2 separate regions of the Homo sapiens genome follow, and region 2 is linked to region 1. A link is an interaction called in ENCODE POLR2A ChIA-PET data of the cell type or tissue named here. Cell type or tissue: K562. All regions are shown on one strand. Links, peaks and the distances in the headings refer to the core of each region. The heading gives the core; the rest is flanking DNA.

The links. Peaks named below come from ENCODE experiments on the same cell type or tissue, not always from the same donor. Only the 100,000 strongest peaks of a DNase experiment are listed, where the experiment ranks them.
Region 2: POLR2A ChIA-PET joins it to region 1 with 5 read pairs; 2 of 35 experiments call an interaction of 5 or more read pairs at or near these places.

The regions. Positions count from the first base shown.
Region 1 is chr7:1,580,118-1,585,710 of GRCh38, forward strand. PSMG3-AS1 (PSMG3 antisense RNA 1) reads left to right here. Exons shown (of 5, transcript NR_027329.1): 4 at 3,045-3,152; 5 at 4,267-5,593. Among named protein-coding and RNA genes, the nearest start is that of PSMG3-AS1, 13 kb to the left of the region's middle. In K562, for the core only: no CTCF peak of the experiment used is centred there; DNase peaks (open chromatin) are centred at 450 and 4,888; H3K27me3 peaks cover 4,145 bases.
Region 2 is chr7:1,952,258-1,957,850 of GRCh38, forward strand. MAD1L1 (mitotic arrest deficient 1 like 1) reads right to left here. Exons shown (of 19, transcript NM_001013836.2): 16 at 5,372-5,462. Among named protein-coding and RNA genes, the nearest start is that of MIR4655, 110 kb to the left of the region's middle. RefSeq lists enhancers at 2,561-3,285, 5,568-5,593. In K562, for the core only: no CTCF peak of the experiment used is centred there; a DNase peak (open chromatin) is centred at 2,581.

The sequences.
Region 1 (5,593 bases), core at 301-5,300:
CTTTCTCTTGGTCTGTCTGTCTGTCTCTGTCTCTCTCATTTCTGTCTCTCTTGGTCTGTCTGTCTGTCTCTGCATCTCTGTCTGTGTCTGTCTCTCTCTCTTTCTCCATCTGTCTGTCTGCCTGTCTCCTTCTGTCTCCCATGGCCTGCCTGTCTCTGTCTCTCTGTCTGTCTCTGTCTCTCTGGTTTCTATCTCTCTTGGTCTGTCTCTTTCTCTGCCAGCGTGCCTGTCTGTGTGTGTCTCTCTGTCTCTTTCTCTCACGGTCTGTCTCTGTTGGTTTCTCCGTTTGTCTGTCTACCTATTTCTTTCTGTCTCCTTTGGTCTGTCTGCTGTGCATCTGTCTCTGTCTCTGTCTCCTTTTCTCTCTCTCTCTCTCTGTCTTTCTCTTATCTGGGTCCCTCTCTCCCCATCCAGTCAGCTAATGACAAAGCACTTTGTCTTTGGAAGGTGTTGGCATCTGTAATTGACGTCACAGGCACCTGCTGAGCCTGACCCCGTGCTGGCTCTGCAGAGGTAGCCAGGACACAGGCCCAGCCCGCAGTCCTCTGGGGAGACGGGCCAGGCGCACGCAGGTAGAGGATTATAAATCAGACAAGGACATGACTGTTCAGAATCGGGCCCGGGGAGACAGAAGCTGGAATAGACTGTCAAGGCCATAACAGAAGCGCAGGGCCTGTGTGTGCCGGTGCCGGGTCCTCTGCAGTTGCTGTTATTGGGCCTCAGCCTCAGCTCTGACCTTCCTGGTAGCCCTAGAGAAAAGGGAAACGAGACCGGGCAGCCAGGTTCCTGACTCCCTGTCCTGGGCAAGGAGCCTCCCGGCTGCTCCGCGAAAGCGCCGTGTTCTGAGCTGCTCACAGCCCTGCGGCTCTCTCTGGGGCTTTCTGAGGGTCTCTCTGGTGTCAGGGCAGTGCATGGGCACTCTGTCCAGCACATGTGTGGCAGGCTCACGCTCTTCTCCTGGGACATAGCTCCAAAGGACAGGGCGTTAGGATGGGAGGTGGCCCAGGGACCCCGCCTCCCCCAGGGCCAGGTCTGGGGGCTCCTGGCTGGGATGGTGTTTTATTTTCTTCTATTTTTAACTTAAAAAATGACGATATAAGCACTGCATGTGGTGGCTCACACTTGGAATCTCAACACTTGGGGAGGCCAAGGTAGACAAATTGCTTGAGCCTAGGAGATCAATACCAGCCTGGGCAACATTGCAAGACCCTGTCTCTACAAAAAATTTAAAAATTAGCCTGGTGTGGTGTCATGCTCCTGTGGTCCCAGCTACTAGGGAGGCTGAGGCATGAGAATCGCTTGGGCCCAGGAGGTTGAGGCTGCAGCGAGCTATGATTGCACCGCTGCACCCCAGCCTGGGTGACAGAGCCAGACAGACTGTGTCTCTTAAAAAAAAAAAAAAGTTTTACTTTGCATACAGTAAAATGCACTCCTTTCGTGTTTTGTTCTGTGAGTTTTGACAAATGCAGACCATCTTACAGCCATAACCATGACTGAGACCAGCCTGGCTAACACAGTGAAACCTCATCTCTACTAAAATACAAAAATTAGCTGGGCATAGTGGCGGGCACCTGTAATCCCAGCTACTCGGGAGGCTGAGTCAGGAGAATCGCTTGAACCTGGGAGGCGGAGGTTGCAGTGAGCCAAGATTGCACCACCGCACTCCAGCCTGGGCGACAGAGCGAGACTCTGATGCAAAACAAAAACAAACAAACAAAGACCCCAAACCAACGACGTCCTCCCCCAATCCCCTCACCGTCTTTTGCCGTCAGCCCTCTGCCCGCTGAAGCCCTGACCCGCTCCCTGCCTTGTCTCCAGAATGTCGCCCATGTGAGATTGTACATCAAGTGCCAGCTTGACTTTGGTGGGGGTGAGCTGTACACGTGTGTTACCAGCACATATGTGTAAGTGTGTGCGGCTGTGAGCATGGAAACCTGTGCATATGTGGTGTGTTCGTGGAGGGGCTGTGGGACCTGAGGACTCACCACTGTGTGGCTGGGACCAGCTCTGTCCCTGCCTCTCCGGTCCCTCTGGCCCCTCTGTGCCCACCTGGTCACTGCATTCACCTACACATGCAGCCTCAGCTCCTCCCGTGGTCTCCCTGCTCTTGCCTTTGTTCCTGAGGGAAGCCTGTGGACCCTGTGCCCAACCCATTGTCCATCTTCCTGACTGTCTCTCCTGGTCCATGAGCCGAACACTTTTTATCTTCTTTTTTTTTTTTTAAAGACAGAGTCTCATTCTGTCGCCCAGGGTGTGGTGCACTGATGCGATCTCACCTCACTGCAACCTCCACCTCCCGGGTTCAAGCGATTCTTCTGCCTCACCCTCCCAAGTAGCAGGGATTACAGGCGTACACCACCACGCCTGGCTAATTTTTGTATTTTTAGTGGAGACAGGGTTTTGCCATATTGGTCAGGCTGGTCTCAAACTCCTGACCTCGAGTGATCCACCCGCCTCGGCCTCTCAAAGTGCTGGGATTATAGGCCACCACGCCCATCCTATTTTAATTTTTCTTTTTCTTTCTTTTTTTTTTTTTGACAAAGTCTTGCTCTGTCACCCAGGCTGGAGTGCAGTGGTGCGATCTCAGCTCACTGCAACCTCCGCCTCCCCGGTTCAAGCGATTCTCCTGCCTCAGCCTTCCGAGTAGCTGGGACTACAGGCGCGCACCACCACGCCTGGGTAATTTTTTGTATTTTTAGTAGAGACAGGGTTTCACCGTGTTAGCCAGGATGGTCTCGATCTCCTTACCTCATGGTCTGCCCGTCTTGGTCTCCCAAAGTGCTGGGATTACAGGCAAGAGCCACTGCGCCCAGCCTTTAATTTTTGATCGCAGTAAAATGCACATCACAGAAAATCAGCATCATGACCACGTCCCACTGCAGAGGTCAGTGGCACTCAACACATTTACATTGCTGTGCAACCCTCAGCACCTGTCTCCAGAGCTCTTTCATCTCCCCAAACTGAAACTCTGCCCCCATGAAACCCTCACTCTCCATCCCCCCTGTGACCCCCGGCACCCACCGTTCTGTTTTCTGTCTCTGCAGATTCGATTGCTGTAGGGACCCCGTGGGTGTGGAATCAGACAGTATTGGTCCTTTCATGACTGGCTTATTTCACAAAACCCGATGCCGTCGAGGTCCATCCATGCTGAGGCAGGTGTCTGACTCCCTTCACTCTGTTTGGCTGAGCAGTATCCCATGGTGTGGATTCCCGTGGTGTGGATTCCCGTGGTGTGGATTCCCGTGGTGTGGATGGAGCACACTGTGCTCATTCACTTGCCTGTCGGTGGGCACGTGGGCAGCTCCCATCTCTCAGCTCCTGTGAATAACGTCTGTGGGAACGTGGGTGAGCACCTGCCTCTCAGATCCTGCTTTCAATCCTTTTGGGTGGGGGCTGGGCACGGTGGTTCACGCCCGTCATCCCAGCACTTTGGGAGGCCAAGGAGGGTGGATCACCTGAGGTCAAGAGTTTGAGACCAGCCTGACCAACATGGTGAAACCCTGTCTCTACTAAAAACAAAACAAAAAAAATTAGCTGGACATGGTGGCAGGCACCTGTCACCCCAGCTACTCAGGAGGCTGAGGCAGGAGGATCTCTTGAACCTGGGAGGTGGAGGCTGCAGCGAGCCGAGATCTCGCCATTGCACTTCAGCCTGGGAGACAGAGTGAGCCGCCATCTTAAAACAACAACAACAAATTAATCCTTTTGGGTTTTTTTTTTTTTTTTTTTTGAGACTGAGTTTCACTCTTGTTGCCCAGGCTGGAGTGCAATGGCACGATCTCAGCTCACTGCAACCTCCACCTCCCGGGTTCAAGCGATTCTCCTGCCTCAGCCTCCTGAGGAGCTGGGACTACAGGTGCAGACCACCATGCCCAGCTAATTTTCTTTCCTTTTTTTTTTTTTGAGTCAGAGTTTCGCTCTTGTTGCCCAGCTGGAGTGCAATGGTGCCATCTCGGCTCACCTCAACCTCCACCTCCTTGGTTCAAACGATTGTCCTGCTTCAGCCTCCCAAGTAGCTGGGATTACAGGCATGTGCCACCACGCCCGGCTAATTTTTTAAATATTTTTAGTAGAGATGGGGTTTCTCCATGTTGGTCAGGCTGGTCTCGAACTCCTGACCTCAAGTGATCTGCCAGCCTCGGCCTCCCAAAGTGCTGGGATTACAGGCGTGAGTCACCACGCCTGGCAGGGCCACACTCTTCAACTACAGAGCCCCCACCTCATTGGCACTGGTCCACTCATTGTCCAAATTCATTCGGTCCACAGATATTTACGGAGCATCCCCAGCTGCTGGATGCTGGGACCCACCAGTGGGCAAGAGGGCCGTGCCCACCCCTTCCTGGAAGAGACACTCACTCAGTAAATGCAGAGATTCAGTGTTGGGGTAACCCCAGCACACAGCCCTGAGGGAGGAAGCCCAGTGATTTGATCGGATTTGCTTTTCTCTTCTGCCTCGGATTCTGTCCAACCCCTGGAAGGACCTCTGAGGTGTCCCGTGGCTGGTTCTAGGCCCCATTCAAGCCTCCTCCTCCAGGAAGCCTTCCCAGTCCTGGGCATCTGTAGCCAGCTCGGTGTTTCTCACCTGGGGCCTGGGACGTCTCCCATTCTGAACTGCCGTGTTTTGGGTTTACTGTTCTCTGGCTTTTGGTCCCAGCCGGACGGTGGCCTCTTGTGTTCAGGGACAAGGCAAGGAGCATCCATGCACCCCCACAGTACCCAGGCTGGGTCTGTGCCCGCCAGGCCCCCGGCAAAGCTTGGATGATCCGGGCTGGGCTGTTCTCCTGCTGCTCTCCTGCTGCTGGCCTCGCTGTATCAGCTGATGGCCATCGCGCCTCCTGCACCCGTCATCCCGCCCTGCACGCCCCCGCCACGTGGATGAGCTCCCTGGGGAGTTAATGGCTAATGGAGTCTCCGCTCTCTCTTGTCAAATGCAGCCATCATCCGCTGGTGCTTTAAGGGACTCTCTCCCGTCCCCACCCTATTCTCAGGTGGCTCCTACCGACACCACCTAATGGTGAACCCCAACACGAGGACACAGGCAGTGCCCTCTCAGGACCACTGTGGGTGCCACCAGGCACGACTTCCTAAACACCCACAGAGCAAAAACCTGGAAATTCAGCCGAGGCACTGGGACCCCAACCTCTCCCAGAGTGGCCCCAGCTCCACGGCGTCTGCATGGCTCTGGCCGTGAGCAGAGCAGCCCCGACCTCCGTCCTGACCCAGGGCGCCGGAGCGCCACTGCGGATCTCACCACCACACAAGCCAGACCTGCTAGGAAGCCCTTCCCGGCCACCAGCTCTCGGGCGATGCACACAACAGGGCCTTTTGAATTCCCTGAGGTTAAGGTTCCCCTTGAGTCTCCTGGGCTACAAGCAAATCCCCCGAGGGGAGAAGTCCAGGCTGACACAGCCTCCTGCACCCCTGCCTTGGGAGGCCACACCTCGTTTGCCTCTAGAACCGACGACTGGGGAGCACTGTTTGCAGAGTTCTCTCTCTCTGGGTAAGTTCCGGAGCCACATCTCACTGGATCCACCACGGCCTGGGTGGACGGCTCTCGTGTGTTTATAGCTGGGTCCCTCGCTTGGGAGCTGCC
Region 2 (5,593 bases), core at 292-5,291, 370 kb after region 1:
ACGAGCACCATCATAGAAAACACGATGCTGCTCCGAGGACTGCGGCCGACTCAGCCTCCCCGGCGGCCCGGTCCGGAGTGGGCGCTTCTCCTGTCCTTCCACGAGCCACGGGAGGAAACCAGGAGCCCTTGGTCCCGCCAGGACCTAACGTGGGTCCCTGGGGCCCCGTGCCAATGACCTGCTTCCTTTCACGGACGGGAAGCACCTCATCCGTCTGAACCATCAGCTCGCTGTATGACTCCCACAGAACAGGGGCCCAGAACATCCGGGCTGTGGCTCCTTGGCCCCCGCTGTGCCCTGGCTTAGAGCAGCGCCTGGCACAGAGGTGCGTGAAGGTGGCTCACGCATGGGAGGGGAGGGCTGGGCTGGTGAGCATGGAGTCCCATGGGCCCTGCAGAGCTGCCCTCCCGTGATCCTGCCTCCCAGGAAAAGTCCAACCCCCTTGCCTCACAAAGGAGGCCCTCAGGGCACAGAGAGGAGCACTTCCCGAGGCCACCAGGTAACACCAGGCCCATCGTCCCGGTCCAGAGGCCACACTCTGTCCAACATGGTAGAAGGTTCAGGAGAAAGAGCCGAACACAGAATGAAGGTCCCACTGATGAGCCACATGCGTTACTAAGAGTCCAGCGAGCGGGAGAGGCCAGACCTGAGGAGGTTGGCTCAGAGCACCCGCCGGGAGGCCCCGGTACAGGGACACGACCCCAGCCCACCACACCTGGGCATGGACGCCAGCACAAAGGGGGCAGCTGTGGCTCCAGGAGGGAACGCGGCCCTCTCCCAGGGCAGCTGCAGCGTTGGTGGCTTCAGAATTCCAGGGATCTGGGGGCCACAGGGATGGCATCTCAGGGAGGGGGTGAGGAGGTCTGAGGAGAGGTGACGGGCCCGCCCCACCCTGGTCCCAGGGACACGGACCAGGGATGTGAGGTACCGCACCACCTGCCTGCTGGTGCAGACGGGAGCAGAACGGTCTCCGTGTGCTTCCAGCTTCTGCTCACAGGGAACCCGGCAATCTTCTACCCACTCCTTCCCAAAACAGATGCACTTATTTAAACGTCACAGGGCTCTTGTCTGGTCTCTTTCCTGAACAGCACTTGGGACATTGAGGTTGGCCCCGGCCACAAACCCCACCCAGGCCCCCGCCAGGGAGGAGCAGGCAGGTGGGGCGGGGAGGGAGCCGCACTGGGGGGCTCCACCAGCCCTGACCACCAACCTGCCCAAACAAGCACCATGATGAGGCCACATCGAGGAACGGCTGGAGCACGGGCTTCAGAACCCAAAGATGAATTCTACTTAATTACACGCACACTGAGGCATTTAGAGGAAGCGTGCAGATGTCTGCAATTTACTTAAAGCGCGTCAGAAGAATAAAGTGGCGCGGCGGCTGGGCGAGGGATAAAGAGATGTCAGGAAGCCCCGCGGCGGAACATCCGTGGTGGAGCCTTGGTGGCGGGTGACCAGGCGCTCGCTGCAAACTTCCCTCAACTTCACAACGTATCTTTAAATGTTCATCATCAAATGCTGAAAAAACCCAACAGGGTTGAGTCTGAATGCTGCTCCCATCACTGCTGGGTGACACGGGGGCCCCACGGGGCACAGGTGCCGGCCCAGGCTGCACACTTCACACACACAAGCTGGAGGCTCCTGGGTGGGACTGTCAGGTGGGGATGCGCCCGCCCAGCCAGAAGGTCAGTGTCCTGCCCAGTGCGGCCTCCACTGGACGTGCCCCTCTCTACCCAGGGCGGCCTGTGAGCCCCGACTAGCCTCACTGTGTGTCCTGCCCCGTAGCCTGTGAGCCCCGACCAGCCTCACTGTGGGTCCTGCCCCAGCTCGGTGCCCTCCATCCCCGCATGTGGCCCATCAGAACCACAGACGTGGAAAACGTCCAAGTGTCTTGGAGGTAAGGACGACGGTATTATGACAGACAACAGGAATGGCCACCATGCAGGCCTGGTTCACCAGGTATGTGCAGGGCCCCCCAGGAGCCATCACCGGAGATCTCCAAAGACAGCCTGCGGGAAAGGCCCGTGCCCTCCACATCCTTGGGAGCACACTAAGGCCAGGCTGCAGCCAGTGGGAGACAGAGCTGTGGCCCACCCCAGGCTGTGGGGTCCAAGCTGACAAGGCCCAGTGTCCCAGCTATGAGGTGGCGCATCAGAGGGCAGCCGGGAGCCAGAAGAGAACAAAGCGCTGGGGCCCCAGCTCCTCAGTTCTAGGCCTGGGGAAGAGCACAGGGCACACTCAGGAGGTGGGGACAGGGGTGGGGCAGGAGGCCGTGGCTGCAGGTGGGGTCAGGGACTGTGCCGCCCACCTGACCTGACTCCTGCGGCTGCACCAATAGCCATGGGGGTCCCTCTGCCGCCAGATCTGGAGTTCCACGGGGTCCGCCCGATTTCTGTCTTCACTTCAGAACACTGCAACACGTTCAAGACTCATTCTGCCTCCTAACATGGAGAGTCTGAGCTCCTTCCTCCTTCACACGCAGGCTCCCTGTGGGCCTCACTTTCCCCATCTAGAGAGGGGGCGCCAGAAGCCCGGCCAGCCACCGTCCGTGGGTGCCCCGAGCTCTCCCACCCCCACCACGGGATGGGAGGGCTTGCAGTCCAGGAGCCCCGCCCACCCACTTCCAGCCCCTTCAGCGACACAAGGGTGCACCCAGTCGGCCCTAATGAGTGTGTGGACAGCTCTGGGCTCTTAGGGAGACCCAGAAAGGCCAGTGCCACAGCAGGGCCCAGTGACGGCCCTCCCAGGAAGGCAGCACGAAGACCTCCCAGGCCTGGTCTCCTGGCCTCAGCACCGCGGGAGGGCAGCGGCACTCGCGCCCAGCTCTAAGGGGTAACTGAAATTCTCTTTCCTCGCCAACCAGCTGTGAACTAATTACAAAAAGTTCTAACTAGTCAAGCCCCTCTCCAAGCATATGTTCCCAATTAAGTCAGACTGCAGCTGATTTTAATCAATCTTCCTTGAAGCGGCCCAACTTGAAGGCTTCTCCAGAGGGAGCGGGAGCAGGGAGAGGAGAGGGCATCGCATAGTGGGTGCAGGGGCGGCAGCCGGCTCCTGGGGCCTCGCTCTGTCACCCAGGCTGGAGTGCAGTGGCGTGATCTCGGCTCACTGCAATCTCTGCCTCCTGGGTTCAAGCGATTCTCCTGCCTCAGCCTCCTGAGTAGCTGAGACTACAGGTGCCCACCACCATGCCCAGCGAATTTTTGTATTTTTAGTAGAGGCAGGGTTTCACCATGTTGGCCAGGCTGGCCTTGAGCTCCTGACCTCAGGCAATCCACCCGCCTCAGCCTCCCAAAGTACTGGGATTACAGGCGTGAGCCACCATGCCCAGCCAAAAGAGAGATTTTCAATGGTCTTGCAAGATTAGGTGTCTGGTGGGCAGGCACACCCAGCACGGTGACAACAAGCCATTTATCCCCTAGTGCGCAGGCCCCTCCCCCGGTTCCTCACAGGCTGAGTACTCTGGGGTCACAGTCTTCCTGGATGTTGCCTACTGGTTGTTGGGCAGGGGCTATAGGTGTGTTTTTAGGGTTGTCCTGTTGCATTTTGTTGCAGCCCACAATGCACTGCAATCCTCGTCAGCTCAGGGGCTCTTCAGTTATTTGACTTGTGACCTAAGTAGCTGGGCAGGCTGATAAGAACAGATGAAACGAACTATTTTGCAGAGTAGTATAACTTCCATCTTAGACTAAACTTCTTTGGTTTGGATGAGGGCAAGTAAGGTGGGTGGGGGGGTGGGGTGGCAGGGGGGAGCGGGAGGCCGACAAGCAGGCATTGGTGATCCAAGCAGGGGCCTAGTATATCCTGTTTCTTCTGTAGTTTGGTGACCTAAGCCGGTTCAAGGCACTTTATCTTGGAAATGGACCCCTATTTACAGTATTTCCTTCAATGGCACAGCCCTGGGCATCCAGAGCCAGGGGCAGCCTGAGCCACCACAGGGCCTGTGAGGCCTCACCTTCCCCAGGGCCACCCTGGACGTCCCCCCACTAAGGGTGTAATCGCAGGGGGTGTCAGAAGTGGTGGCAGCTGGAGGGCTGTCTGGAAGTTTCCAACACTCCACAGGCCGAACCCCAGTGGCCTCCCCGCTTCACTGCTCTGCACTTGCTTCTCCCACGCCATCCGGGCACAGTTGTCCCTGTTGCCCTGACCCAGGGAGGAACAGCTCCTGAATCCTGGGCTAGGCTCGAGGTCACCATATCACGGCATAAACATCTGCTTCCCCAGGACCACCAGGCCCAGCCCTGTCCTCTCCCCAAATGGCCACACTGGCCACACTGCAGCACCACGCCTCAGCTCTGAGCAGCTTCAGGACATGCCTAGGGGCAGAGCCCCCACCCCTCCAAGGCCCTGGCAGAGCTCAGGAGAGGGTCACAGGTGACACTGCCAGCCACTCCTCATGCCAACCCCACGGTACCTGACAGCCCTTGGCATCTCCCACAGAGGAGTGCTCCGCTAGTGAGCTCCCGAGCACACGCCGTCTGCGCAGAACAGGGATGGTGGCCAGGCCCCATCAGGTGTTCACCAGTGCTGGCACCGCACTCACCCACACCCCTCACCTCATTCAAGCCTCAACAAGCTCCAAGGGCCGGCCACTGAGGACACCTTGGGGAAAGGGCTGGAAGCTGGAGCAGGGAAGCCGTAAGTGGTGCCTGCAGGGATGCCTGGCCCCCAGTCAGCAAGCAACGTGGGCACCAAGGAGCAGGGTTCAGGCTCTGCTCAGCCCAACACCCAGAAAGACGTTCAGCAGCTCTGACGCAGAGCCTCTGGTGGGCGGGCAGCAGCCCCGTGACCGCTCCCTGTACACCACGGCCCAGTTAAAACAAGATGACAGGTCCTAGGCTGAGGACAGGCCAGCGCGGCTCGGAGCCGCCCATCACCACAGATGTCACTCCTCCCATCGTCAGAAACTGGTCATAAAAAATAGATTTGATCTGCCTCTAACAGGTGCCAAGATAAAATCAATGGCCTGTCCAAAAACCCGGTAACCTCGAACCTGAGGGCTTCCTGCCATGCAGCAACTCAGGAGGATGAAAACCAAAGAGAAAGTACAATTAAAAGAACACAAACAGCAGTCCAGCCTCGCCACAGCAGATCCCGGGTGGGCATAGTGCAAATCTGCCCAGAGCCCACTCCACCGACACCAGGCGTGTGGGTGGTGCGGGCCGCAGAGGACTCCAGAGGCAGCCAGTGCAGGCCTGTCAGCGGCATGGCCTCCCTGCCAGGCAAGGGGGTGCACATGGGAGGGAGGAGAGTTCAGACAGACGAGCCAGAAAACGGGTGTTCTGTGGCAGCAGGAACCACGGTCGTTCACGACGCCCAAAGAAATGAGAGGCCCAGGCAGTGCCTCACCCAGAGGCTGCCCCGCCCTCACCTGCAGAGCTCGCCGCTCCAGCTGTGCCTCCAGCATCCTCTTTTCCTCCTCCAGCCGACTCCGCTCGCCTTCCAGCTCCTCGACCTTCAACCTGCAAGGACAGCAAGACGGTGACCAGGTGTCCGAGGCCAGCCATGCTGGGGAAGTCCCACCCTCTGGGTGATAAGGAGGTGAAAGGTTAGGAGACCCAGCTATACAGCTTTATTTCTAAATACATATCTG